Regions from separate parts of the Homo sapiens genome. Here regions 2 and 3 are each linked to region 1. Evidence: read pairs that join two places in POLR2A ChIA-PET (ENCODE). Cell type or tissue: GM12878. All regions are shown on one strand. Region 1 overlaps DIAPH3 (diaphanous related formin 3). Region 2 overlaps DIAPH3 (diaphanous related formin 3). Region 3 overlaps DIAPH3 (diaphanous related formin 3).

Region 1 (4,000 bases):
AAAGAAATGGTATTTATTATGCTTATAGACTGGAAGAGTTGGTATTGTTAAGATTTCATTTCTCCCTCACATGACCTAGGAATTTCACACATTCCCAATCAAAATCTCAGCAGGTTTTATTATAGAAATTGACAAATGATTTCTAAAATTCATATGGTATGCAAAGGACATAGAATATAGAAAACCAATTTTAAAGAACAACAAACTTGGTGGACCTAAACTACTGATTTAACATCAAGGCAAAAGTTTTGGCTTAAGGATATACAACTAAGCTTTCTAGAAGGTTAGAAATAGACCCACAAAAATACCATCATTTGATATTCAATGATGTTCTTTGTATCAAATAGTTTTGTAAAGTCTATACATCTTAGGGACTAAAATGAATCTCAACTCCTGCATCACACCTTACTGAATAATTAGAGGAATGGAGTACGGACCTAAACATGAAAAGATAAAAGATAACTAGAATAAAACATAAGTTGGTAAAAGGAATATAAAATCATATAACCTACTTTGCAAAAACACTTTGGCAATGTTTTAGGTTAGGTATACATTTGTACTATATTTTTTACTAATTTAATAGAAATGAAAACACTCATACGAAAGTATTAAAATAGCCTGTATTAGTTTCTTAGGGTTGCCGCCACAAATGTCTACGATCTTGGTGGCTTAAAACAACAGAGATTTATGCTATCACATTTCTGGGGTCCAGAAGTCATAAATGAAGGCATTGGTAGGGTTCCTTTCTTCCAGAGTCTCTGAGTGAGAATCTGATCCATACCACTCTGCTAGCTTCATTAATCTACTCACGATCCTTGGCGTTTCTGGGTAGATGTATCACTCCAGTCTAGGGCTCACCCTAAATCCAGGATGATTTCATCTTGAGATTCTTAATTTAATTACGTATGCTAAAACTGTTTCCAAATATGATCACATTCAAGGTAGCAGAGGTTAGGATTTAGACATACCTTTTGTGGGTCTCTGTTCAATTCAACTCACTACATAGCTCCAAACTGGGGTGGGTTGGGGGGAAAGTCCATCAGCAGGAAAGTAGATACACAAATTTTGGTATATTCTTGCATGGAAATCTATTAATAAAAAGGAACAAAGTACTGAATTATACAACGTGTGTATAAATCTCAGTCTTTTTTTTTTTTTTTTTTTTTTAGTGAAAGAAGCCAGCTATATAAACTGTTTACCGTATAGTTTCATTAATATAAATTTCAAGAACAGGCAAAACTAAGCTATAGTGATTGAAATCAAAACACTGGTTTTCTACGATGGGATGGGGATTGTCTGGAAGCGGGCATGAATGAATTTAAGACACTAATATGATTCTGGGGTTTATGCCAGCTTTTTAATTCAAGAGATATGAAACTTATGTGTTAAGACTGTGTGCTGAGACTGCCAAATTAAATAGGAAGTCTCTTTGTTCTTTAGCTTTACCAATCATAGCTTTACCACTTGATGATCCTGAGTATCTTCAGAACTCATTTGGACCTCCTGTGAAATCCTTAGTGATCCAGAATTGATAAGGATTTATAAACAAAGGTGCAGCAGTCTCTAATGTCTATAGCCAATTGTTTATTTCTTGACTAAGTGGAGGAATATACATTTTAGCCTTTTAATATTTTTGTACAAGCCTTGGCTTTACCTTTCTCCTATGAAATATGTAAAAATTATACCATATGTACTTTGTTTTTGTATAGTTTTCTTAAATAACTTTAGCATAGCAGCTTTAATATCGTAAGAGTACATTTATTTTAAAAACAGTTTTGATATTCTGAGTATTACCTCAGGCATAAGTCACTTGAATAGCTTTTTTTTTTTTTTTGAAGCCTTTCTCCAAGTGAAATGAACTTGTGTTTTTTTCTGAGAATTCTGGAGATCATGAACATATTGGTCTGTTAACAATGAAAGATATTTTTTATATCATTAGAAAAATCAAGCTCAAAAATTTTTTCTCTAGTGTCTTAATTCTGTGATGTATTAGATCACATTACTTTCTCAAAGTATTTTCTCTTGTCTTTCATAAAACTGCATTTGTTTTTTCACATTCTTCTTGCTTATCATACCTCTCCCATAGAGAACTGAAGAATTAGCTAATAGGAGAGTATGAGTGGAGAGTGTAGTGTGGAGCAGCAGTCCTCAACCTTTTTAGCACCAGTGAATGGTTTCATGGAAGACACTTTTTTCATAGATGGCAGGGGGATGGTTTTGGGATGATTCAACCATATTACATTTATTGTGCATTTATTTCTATTATTACATTGTACTATATAATGAAATAATTATACAACTCACCATAATGTAGAATCAGTGGGAGCCCTGAGCTTGTTTTCCTGCAACTAAATGGACCCATCTGAGGGTGATAGGAGACAGCGACAGATCATCCAGGCATTAGATTCTCATAAGGAGCATGCAACCTAGATCTTTTGCGTGCATAGTTCACAACAGGGTTCTCGCTCCTATGAGAATCTAATGTCACTACTGATCTCACAGGAGGTCAAGCTCAGGTGGTAATGCAAGCAATAGGGAGCAGCTATAAATACAGATGAAGCTTCACCTGCTCGCTCAGGCCCGCTGCTCACCTCCTACTATGCAGCCTGTTTTCTAACAGTTACTGGTGTGGGATCCCTGATGTGGAGAGACAACAAAAGTAGATCTGAAAAAGTATTAAAGATTCAGCACAATAGGAGGTAGTTGGGTATATTAAGGAGGAAGGTAAGAAATATTGAGATAGTACAGGTGGCAGGCAGAGCTCATTGCAGGGTGTTACTTGATAACTACTGTGAAGAAATTAAAGTTCATTCTTACCTACTAGAAAACATAGCAGAGGAAGCTTGAGTTCCAGATGGTTTGTAAATTGTGGTTCTTAATTTCCACATTGCGATGCTCTGAGTGGTAAGGACAGTTGATTAGCAGCAAGTTAGCTCTAGGCCTGGGTCCTACTAGCCAGGTGACTTGAAAGAGTCATTTCACCTTCCTGAAATGCTTTTCTGTTATTTCTTATAATGTGATATCTACAAAGTAGATGAACTAATGCTTTTAGAGTATTATAAATTAAGACCGAGGCCAGTAACTTCCCAGTCAGCAGGTTACTATACTGTTAGAGAGTTAAGTGAACAGTGAAGTTTCATAATAACTTCAGGGAAGAATAAAAAAGAATAAAAAATAAATCCTTCTGAGGTGTGCCATGTTAAGTCTGCATAGTAGGACGGGGGAAAAAAACATCTGACAACCTGTATTTATAAAAGAAAATGTATAAAGAGAAGTAGATATGGTGTTAAACAAAGTTGATGTAAAAAATGATTTTTTTCCTTATAGAATAATGGATAAAATTATATGTGAAAAATAGAACCATAATGAGATTTTGAGAGATTACATCTTCCTGGGGACCTTTCTGACTTTATACTCCTTAAGACAGGCAGAAAGAATTCAACGATAAGGGCTACAGGGGCAGCTGCTATGGCTCCTGTGCCCCTCACAGCACTGAATGGGGCCCAGTCAATACTTGTTAGTTCATTGATTTTTCTAAAGGTCTTTTTACGTTGTTCCCTCTCTAACAACATATATTGCCAACAAACAAAATTTTGAAATAAAATTACCCTTAGGGTTCTGGATATTGCTTCTTGATTTTTACCAGTCACTGCTTTTAACATCTCTTCATTCTGACATATGACATCTGTGTGTGGGGGGGTTACAGGAGTACTGCTCCCTGCCTTCAGGAAAAACAGGAGTGAAATCAATGTATTTTTCCTTTTTTGGATTGATCTTCAGATTACATCTCATTATTGTCAGATTTGGGTTTCGTGAATTTATATTGCCAAGACTTTGTAACAATAGATTTAAAGGATAACTGTAAAAATGAAATTCTAATTTCTTCTAGCATTCTAATTATTAACTAGCTTACATTTTATGTTTATTGTTCATTTACCCTTTCCTTTTTCTCATTTTTAAAAATGACTTTCTGTTGCCATTCAGAGTATTATTTGAGCAC
Region 2 (4,000 bases), 190 kb before region 1:
ATCAGGTGCTGAAACAACACAGCCATGAAAAGAGACTGCAGAGCCTATTGTGCTACCATTAGCCTGTCATCTACTTTGAAACTATACAAGATAAGGTTCACAGTAATTTAAGAAATGGAAGATCGACAGAGGGGGTTTCTTCGGAGAGAGAGGTGTCGGAATGCTGTGATATTATTTCTGACCCCTTGTGAGGGACTGGAGCCAAATGAGTGGGCATTTGAGAGAAGCACTCAGAGGTTGATGTGTATCCCTTCCAGTTTGGAGACCCAGATTGGAAACTTACTGTGTTCACTCTGCTAGGTTCTAAAGGCAAGAGGCTATTCGAGCTGCTTTGGTGGCAGAGCAAAGAAAAAGGATTAGACTTATGGTTGGAACAAGCTGGACTTGTGCCAAAACATTGGTCAGATGTGGATCTTTCAGAAGGCATTGACTGTGACTTGTCTTAGGAGGAATTTTGTCCCAAGGGGACCCCCTGCATGTGCAGTGACCCCCAATAGGGACAGTTTATGCAGGGTGGACTGCTATTTCTTTAGTAGTATTTCTTTACTGTCTGAGTAATGCACATATGCATTCCATGGAAGATACGGTCAACACTTGGATATCAGCTACATCTGGAGGACCGTGGCACCAGAGTATAACAGTGATGCTTGATTATAGCAGTTTTCTGCATCTGTTTCTCTTTCCTCCCCACTGTCTCCAGCCCTGAAGGTAATGGAGGAAACCTGAAAAGTTGGCATGGTGGAATGGAAGTACAAGGTGGGAAAATGGTGAAGATCTGCAGCCCCGTTCATCACTATAGATTTCTTTGAGTGAGGTTCACACTGAGAAAGGGGAGAAACTTTAACATAATTAAGACTGAGGTTTTAATATTTTCTGTCTCTTGAGAAAGAAAAACTTACTTTATGAGGCTAGATAAGTTATCTGAAAATTACACTATCATCCTGAGATGATATTACCAAAATTAATCTTCAAGTGAGAGAGTGCTATTGAGCAGGTTAAAATCCAGAAGTCATAAGGGAAAAAAGATGGCTACATTTGCTAATACAACTAAAAACTTTTGTATGGGTAGCGAAGGAGAGAGAGAGAGGGAGCAAGCAAAGTTAGAAGAAATAAAAAGCTGGAAGAAAACGTTTGCTATGTATCAATAATGTGTAAAGAACACCTACAAATCATTAAGAAAAAGATGAACAACCCAATAGGAAGAAGTTTATTTCATGTCAATAGGCAATTTGCCCAAGAAAAATAATGAATGTCATACATCCACATGAAAAGACGTTCAATTTCAATATGTAAATTAAAATAGGTATGGAGAGCATTTTTTGTCTGTCATAATAGAAAAACTAAAGATTTTTGACAGTAAATGTTTGGTGAGAGTATAGAAATATATATCAATGCAAACTATTGCTAGTATAATTTGTCAGTATCTATCAAAATAAAAACTTGTATACCCTACTGATGTAATGGTTCCACTATTTTGAACCTATTTTATAAGAATAGCTTGAACATATAAAGATCTGTGTACCAGCATGTTCTTGCAGCACTGTGTGAAATGTCAGGAAATTTAAAACCAAAATATTTATCAATAGAGACATGATTAAGTAATTTATAGTACAGTCATGCAGTTGATGGATAATACAGCTGTTAAAACCAATGACTTAGATCTGACTTAGAAAGTTACCCAATATTTAAAAAAAAAAGCATATGTATAGTATGAACCAATTTTTGTTTAAAGACATTGTGAGTTTATACTGTGAATGAGTGGGTGTCTGTGCATATCTGCCCATGTAAAGGAAAACCCTTGATGGATTCTAACCAAACTTGTAAAAGCATTTGCAGTGATTATCTTGCACTAGGGCTGGAGAAACTGGGGCAAGAACTTTCATTTCCTTGTGTACTTAAAAAAGAGTAGTGAGATTATGGGTGACTTTTTATTGTGGTATTTTTGCATATCTCAGGATAGTATTTTTTGACACACACACACAAAGGATAATGTGGTATAAAGAGCTAGAGGAATAGGAAGGGCAGCCATCCCTCGGATCACGTCAATCTTCTGGAGTGGTGAGATGTAAACCATTGCATAAATGACTGCTCCTTGATTTTAGCCTAAAATAATCCAGTCTTTCTTCTGTTAAATGCAAGAAACTTGGGGTAGTTAATGTGAATAAGATAAGGTCTATAGCACTTCAGAGAGCTCACAGTTTAGTAGAGACAAAATGTATAAGCAGGTAAGAGGAGTACAATGTGATATATGGGCCCTAAGTATGTGCTAAAGTGCTGAATTATTGCCAGGACAGTGTTGAAAATGCAGTACTCTGACTTATTGGAGTTAATGGGAGAGACCCTGGATTGTCGTCAGCATCTTAGCAGGCAACCTAAGCACTGCAACAAGCATCTCCTACTGTGGCCTCCTTTATCAAAGTTTTCAGCATTAGTACCAGAAAATATCCCTTTAGAATAATGTTTTCTTAGCAGAAACAGAATCTGATATTGTTCCTAACAGAGAACACCATTTTTGTCTTGTTTACCAGGTCATTTTGCCACAGTGCAGATGGCCTGATAACATGGACCACATTTCAATTAGGAAAAATAAAAACAAATCAGCAGAGCTAATAGCATGCTGTTTGCAAAGCTTTTAAATGTGACTTGGAATAGCACAAAAATTCATTTTATATTCTTGTAGTAAATTGGCACTCATTTAGTAACTTTTATTTACAGAACTTAAAGTCTTGGAAACATCTGGGTAAATCTGTGAATAATTTAAGTGTTCAGTTTGTGATCATTGTCAAATAGTGTTTATTAAGCATTTACCTATGTGTTACAATGCTGGATGCCATAAATATCACCATAAATGAAAAATAGAGGCAGCTGGGATATTTACCTCATAAAGGAGGTATGTTACTACATTAAAATATATGAAAAGTATGATTTTATATTTGAAGAATTTATGTATTGTCCATCTGAGAGTTTATTTAATGTTACATAAACGGATTGCTTTTAATCTAAAAAATTAGAGGACTAGATTTGATAACATCTAAGTTACTTTCCATTTTGCAAAGTTCTTTCATTCCTTCATTTACTAGGAAATGCCACCCAGTTATAATTCTTGCTTCCAAAAGGATTCAGTTGAAAACTTGGTATTTTCATCTTTTTTTTTTTTTTGAGACAACATCCCGCTCTGTTGCCCAGGCTGGAGTGCAGTGGCGCCGCCTCGGCTCACTGCAACCTCCACCTGCTGGGTTCAAGTGATTCTTCTGCCTCGGCCTCCTGAGTAGCTGAGATTACAGGCACCTGCCACCACGCCCGGCTAATTTTTGTATTTATAGTAGAGATGGGGTTTTGCCATGTCTACCAGCCTGGTCTTGAACTCCTGACTTCAGGTGATCTGCCTGCCTCACCCTCCCAAAGCGTTGGGATTACAGGTGTGAGCCACTGTGCCCGGCCTATATTTTCATCATAACACAACTTTTCAAAAGTAATATATTATCATTGTAGAAAATACACAAAACAAAATGCAAGCCATCCATAATTTCTCCCCCAGAGGTAACTATTGTTAATATTTTTGGTTACTTTATTTTTAGTCCTTGAAAATGAGATTGAAGACACCAACCTCAAATGGTTGTTGTGAAGAATAAATGAATATTACTTTATGTGTGTAGGCTGGCAGATATATTTGTTAAAGCATCTAGCAGTACTAAACATAGGTGCATTCTTTAGTTATCTTTTAAGTGTCAGCCTTATTTCTGATATTATTTCTCCTTTTTTTCAATAATGTCTGGATTGTGTTTCAACTTTTTATTCTGAGATTTGTTAGAGACCTTTAGTAACTATAACTTATAGTAAGCAGTATGAGGTATATTTTGATAAAGATACATTTGTAATCTAGTGTTTCTTGGTACTATCCAATTTTCCATTTCAAGGAAAATTTTAATGTTCATATATATGAAAGTTTAAGTCTGATAGAGAAGAGCAAGGAATACACATTTTCCCCTGAAATTAATAA
Region 3 (4,000 bases), 66 kb before region 1:
CACATAAAATTAACTATGAATAATTGTGGCTTTTAGTACGGCCTCTATCTAGTTCTAAAACATTTTCATCATTCCAAAGTAAAACCCTGGACCCCTTAAGCAGTCTCTCCCCATTATTCACTTCCCCTAGCCCCTGGCAATCACCAATCTGTTTTCTGCCTATAAATTTATGTGTTCTGGATGTTTCATATCAGTGGAATCACACAATATGTGACTTACCGTATCTGGCTTTCACTTTACATAATATTTTTGAGTATGCATTGTAGCATGTGTCAGTGCTATGTTTCTTTTAATGGTTGAATAATATTCCATTGTAGTTTTATACCATGATTTATCCATTCATTCACTGGTGGATATTTAGGGTGATTCTGCCTTTTGGCTATTGTGGATAGTGTTGCTGTGAACATTGGTGTACATGTATTTGAATACCTGTTTTCAATTCTTTTGGATAAATACTTTGGATTGGAATTGCTGTATTATTTGGTAATTCTATGTTTAGCTATTTGAGGAACTGCTAAGCTGTTTCCACAGTAGCTGAATCATTTTACATTCCTATTAGCAATGTATAAGAGTTGTAATTTCTCCACATCCTTGCCCACACTTGTTATTTTTAATTTTTTATAGGTGTTGATTTTAAGCTTTAAAAACCTCAAAATTTTACTGAAAGTGATGCTTTTATAAAAGTTTGATGGGACATAACAGAAAATCAAGTATATTAATGCCTATTATAGAAACTAATAAAGTCTTTAAGTAGGGAAATATGAAGATCAAAATAGTATTTAATTATGAAGTTTATTGAGTGAATGATGGCAGAAGATTCATAAATATGACTGAGAAGCTTGCAATTTTACATGAAAGATATATGTGTTATAGGTAATACAGTATACAGTATTATGTATGTCTGTATTAGTTCATTCTCACGCTGCTAATAAAGACATACCTGAGACAGGGTAATTTACAAAGGAAAGTGGTTTAATTGACTCACAGTTCAGCATGGCCTGGGAGGTCTCAGGAAACTTACAATCATAGCAGAAGGGGAAGCAAACACGTCCTTCACATGATGTCAGGAAGAAGTGCTGAGCGAAGTGGGGAAAATGCCTTTTATAAAACCATCAGACCTTGTGAGAATTCACTCACTATCACAAGAACAGCATGAGGGTAACTGCCCCCATGATTCAGTTACCTCCCACTGGGTCCCAACCACAACATATGAGGATTATGGGAACTACAATAGGAGATTTGGTTGGGGATGCAACCAAACCTCATCAGTGTCTTAATAGTTAAGTACACATAAAACATTACTTATGTATTTCATTAAGATTATATAAAGCTTGTTTACCTAAGCTGCCATAATTTATTCATTATAGAATAATTATGTTACAGAAAATTTAGAAAATTGATGAAAGAAAAAAATACCACCCTAAACTCCACTACACTATTCAATTTCATCGTAGAATTTAAATTTCCTTTAAGCTTTTCAAAACTTTTGTTTTCTAGCAGTGTTTATACTGCTAGAGTAAATAACAATATATATATATAGTTATTTCCACATATTTCTCATGCTATTAAATAGCCTTCATATCTTGACTGATCGTATAGTATTACATTTAGTCATTATATCACAGCTATTAAGTATATTTAAAAACCTGTTGATTTTAATTGGGATAATTAGAAAAGTATCATGAAGGAGATAGCTTCACTTTGCCCACCTCATATACTTCATTTCTTGGCTTATGTGTCATCTCCTTTGGGAAATGATTTCTATGACTTCTCAGATTGGCATAGGTTTTGTGATTCAACCCCACAGTGCCCTTTATTTTTCATTCATAGCTCTGGTTTGTAATTCTACTAAAATTCTTAGTTGTGTGAGTGGTTAGGAACTATGTCTTCTGCCTACTCTACTCCTTTTACTCAGGGCAGTGTCTGATGTTTATCATTGCTTAATAAGCTTGTTGGATGGATGAGTGAACGTACAAATAAGGAGAGGAAGTCAAGAGTGTGAACAAAGGCACTGAAACATGTGCTGCTGGGGTGTTTGGGGAAACACGTAGGCTTGGGAGCTAAAGATCAGCAGTGAAATATACTGCTCTGTGTTTGAGAATGAGAAGATATATATGGGACAATGTCACTGGAAGATGAACCTAGAAAGAGTTGTGTTTACATTAGGGAGGTTTATATGCAAAATCTAGGCATTTATATTTTCTTCTGTCACGTTTATAAATAAATTAAAATATTATATTGTCACAAAGTTTTAAATGGAGACATAACATATTATAATCTATGTTTTAGCATGACACCTTAGTATCACACAGCTCTGTGTTGCAGTAGGTAAAGTCCAGAAACTGGAATGTCAATTAAGAGACTACTTTTATTACCAAGGGCATTGGTGATGAATTTATGAATCTAGGTTACTTCCATGGGAGTACATTAGCTATAAAAGCTCTTTGAGGAAGTGTGATCCACGAGGTTTAGACAATCATTAGCTGGTAGATTTTGGGAAGAAAGCAGAGCATGGGATGATTTAGGATTATAGAGTGAATCAAGCTGGTGTCTGTAGATTTTAGGCTAAAGATAAATAGGTTTTATTGTTATCTGCTTGACTCAAGATACTGTTATGGATCTCCACTACAGATTATAAGTTGGCCACATTTTTCTATACAAGACTGAATAGTAAATATTTTTGTTTTTGTAGGTCATATGGTCTCTGTCACAGCTACTCAGCTGTGCTATTGCAGTGTGAAAGCAGCCACAGACTCTATATAAACTAATGGTCATATATGTGTTCCTCTTATACTTCATTTATTAAAACAGGTAGCAAACTGGTCTTGGCCCATGGGGCTATAGTTTGCTGACCCTGGTTATATTACTGAGGTTTTATTTCAGATTATATTATTAAATTATAGTAGATCCCATTGCAGGTGATGTGATTTCCTTCAACAAGGAGCACCAATCACAAGTAGGACTAGAGATATAGACTGTTATATCTATTAGGTTTCTTGATTCCCCTCTCCCAGATATTTGTGACTAAATGTTGCTAAACAAAATTCATGGGAGGCCATTGTCTTTTACTAAGCTGTTGCACTTGGCCTTAACATGCCAGATCAAACCAGAATGGAGTCACTTGTGCTAGGTGCCATTTAATCAAATTGAACTTTAACATGTGCCAGTTTTCTGAAAAATAGGAGATTCGCAGCAGCCAATCAGAAGGGGCCTATTTTACCTGAGCCTATATGATAAGGAAGTCCCCTGTTTTAACCCTATAAAGAAAGTAACTCAAAAATGACCAGTCTGTTTTTTGTTCCTTCTTCCTGCTTTCTTTACCCCTTCTCTAGCTATAAAATCAACCATCTCTGCTCAGTTTATTGTGGCACTTTTCTACATTTTTAGATGAGATGCTACCTGATTAATGAATCATGTATAAGATCTTTAAATTAGATCTTTAAATGAAATTTGTTGAAGTTTCCTTCCTTCCTTCCTTCCTTCCTTCCTTCCTTCCTTCCTTCCTTCCTTCCTTCCTTCCTTCCTTCTTTCTTTTTATGTCAAGCAAGGCAGAGAAAGGGTGTAGAAAGAACCACATTAAGAAGTTTGATTAGAAAATCTAAAGCATGGGCTGGTGAGGTAGCTCACACCTACAACCCCAGTGCTTTGGGAGGCCAAGGTGGGAGGATTGCTTGAGACCAGGAGTTTAAGACCAGCTTGGGCAATATAGCAAAAACAAAAACAAACACCCAACATATATACGAAAAAACACACTGGGCCTGATAAACCCATGCCTGTAGCTCTAGCTACATGGGAGGCCAAGGCAGGAAGATCACTTGAGGCCAGGAGTTTTGAAGCTGCAGTAAGCTATGATCACACCACTGCACTTCAGCCTTGGTGACCAAGTGAGACCCCATCTCTAAAAACAACAACAACAAAAACTAAGTGTAATGGAAACTAGGTAGACGTACAGGGACTAGAGATTATCTGAGTGTTAAGAGCAGGTTTCTTGGACACAAGG

The links. Peaks named below come from ENCODE experiments on the same cell type or tissue, not always from the same donor. Only the 100,000 strongest peaks of a DNase experiment are listed, where the experiment ranks them.
Region 2: POLR2A ChIA-PET joins it to region 1 with 6 read pairs; 2 of 35 experiments call an interaction of 5 or more read pairs at or near these places.
Region 3: POLR2A ChIA-PET joins it to region 1 with 5 read pairs; 2 of 35 experiments call an interaction of 5 or more read pairs at or near these places.

Annotation. Positions count from the first base shown.
Region 1 is chr13:59,882,616-59,886,615 of GRCh38, reverse strand. All of the region lies in intron 20 of DIAPH3 (diaphanous related formin 3), which reads left to right. Among named protein-coding and RNA genes, the nearest start is that of DIAPH3-AS1, 130 kb to the left of the region's middle. In GM12878, no CTCF peak of the experiment used is centred here; no DNase peak of the experiment used is centred here.
Region 2 is chr13:60,072,468-60,076,467 of GRCh38, reverse strand. All of the region lies in intron 4 of DIAPH3 (diaphanous related formin 3), which reads left to right. Among named protein-coding and RNA genes, the nearest start is that of DIAPH3-AS1, 62 kb to the right of the region's middle. In GM12878, no CTCF peak of the experiment used is centred here; a DNase peak (open chromatin) is centred at 1,857.
Region 3 is chr13:59,948,368-59,952,367 of GRCh38, reverse strand. The region is part of intron 17 of DIAPH3 (diaphanous related formin 3); the gene reads left to right. Among named protein-coding and RNA genes, the nearest start is that of DIAPH3-AS1, 62 kb to the left of the region's middle. In GM12878, no CTCF peak of the experiment used is centred here; a DNase peak (open chromatin) is centred at 1,995.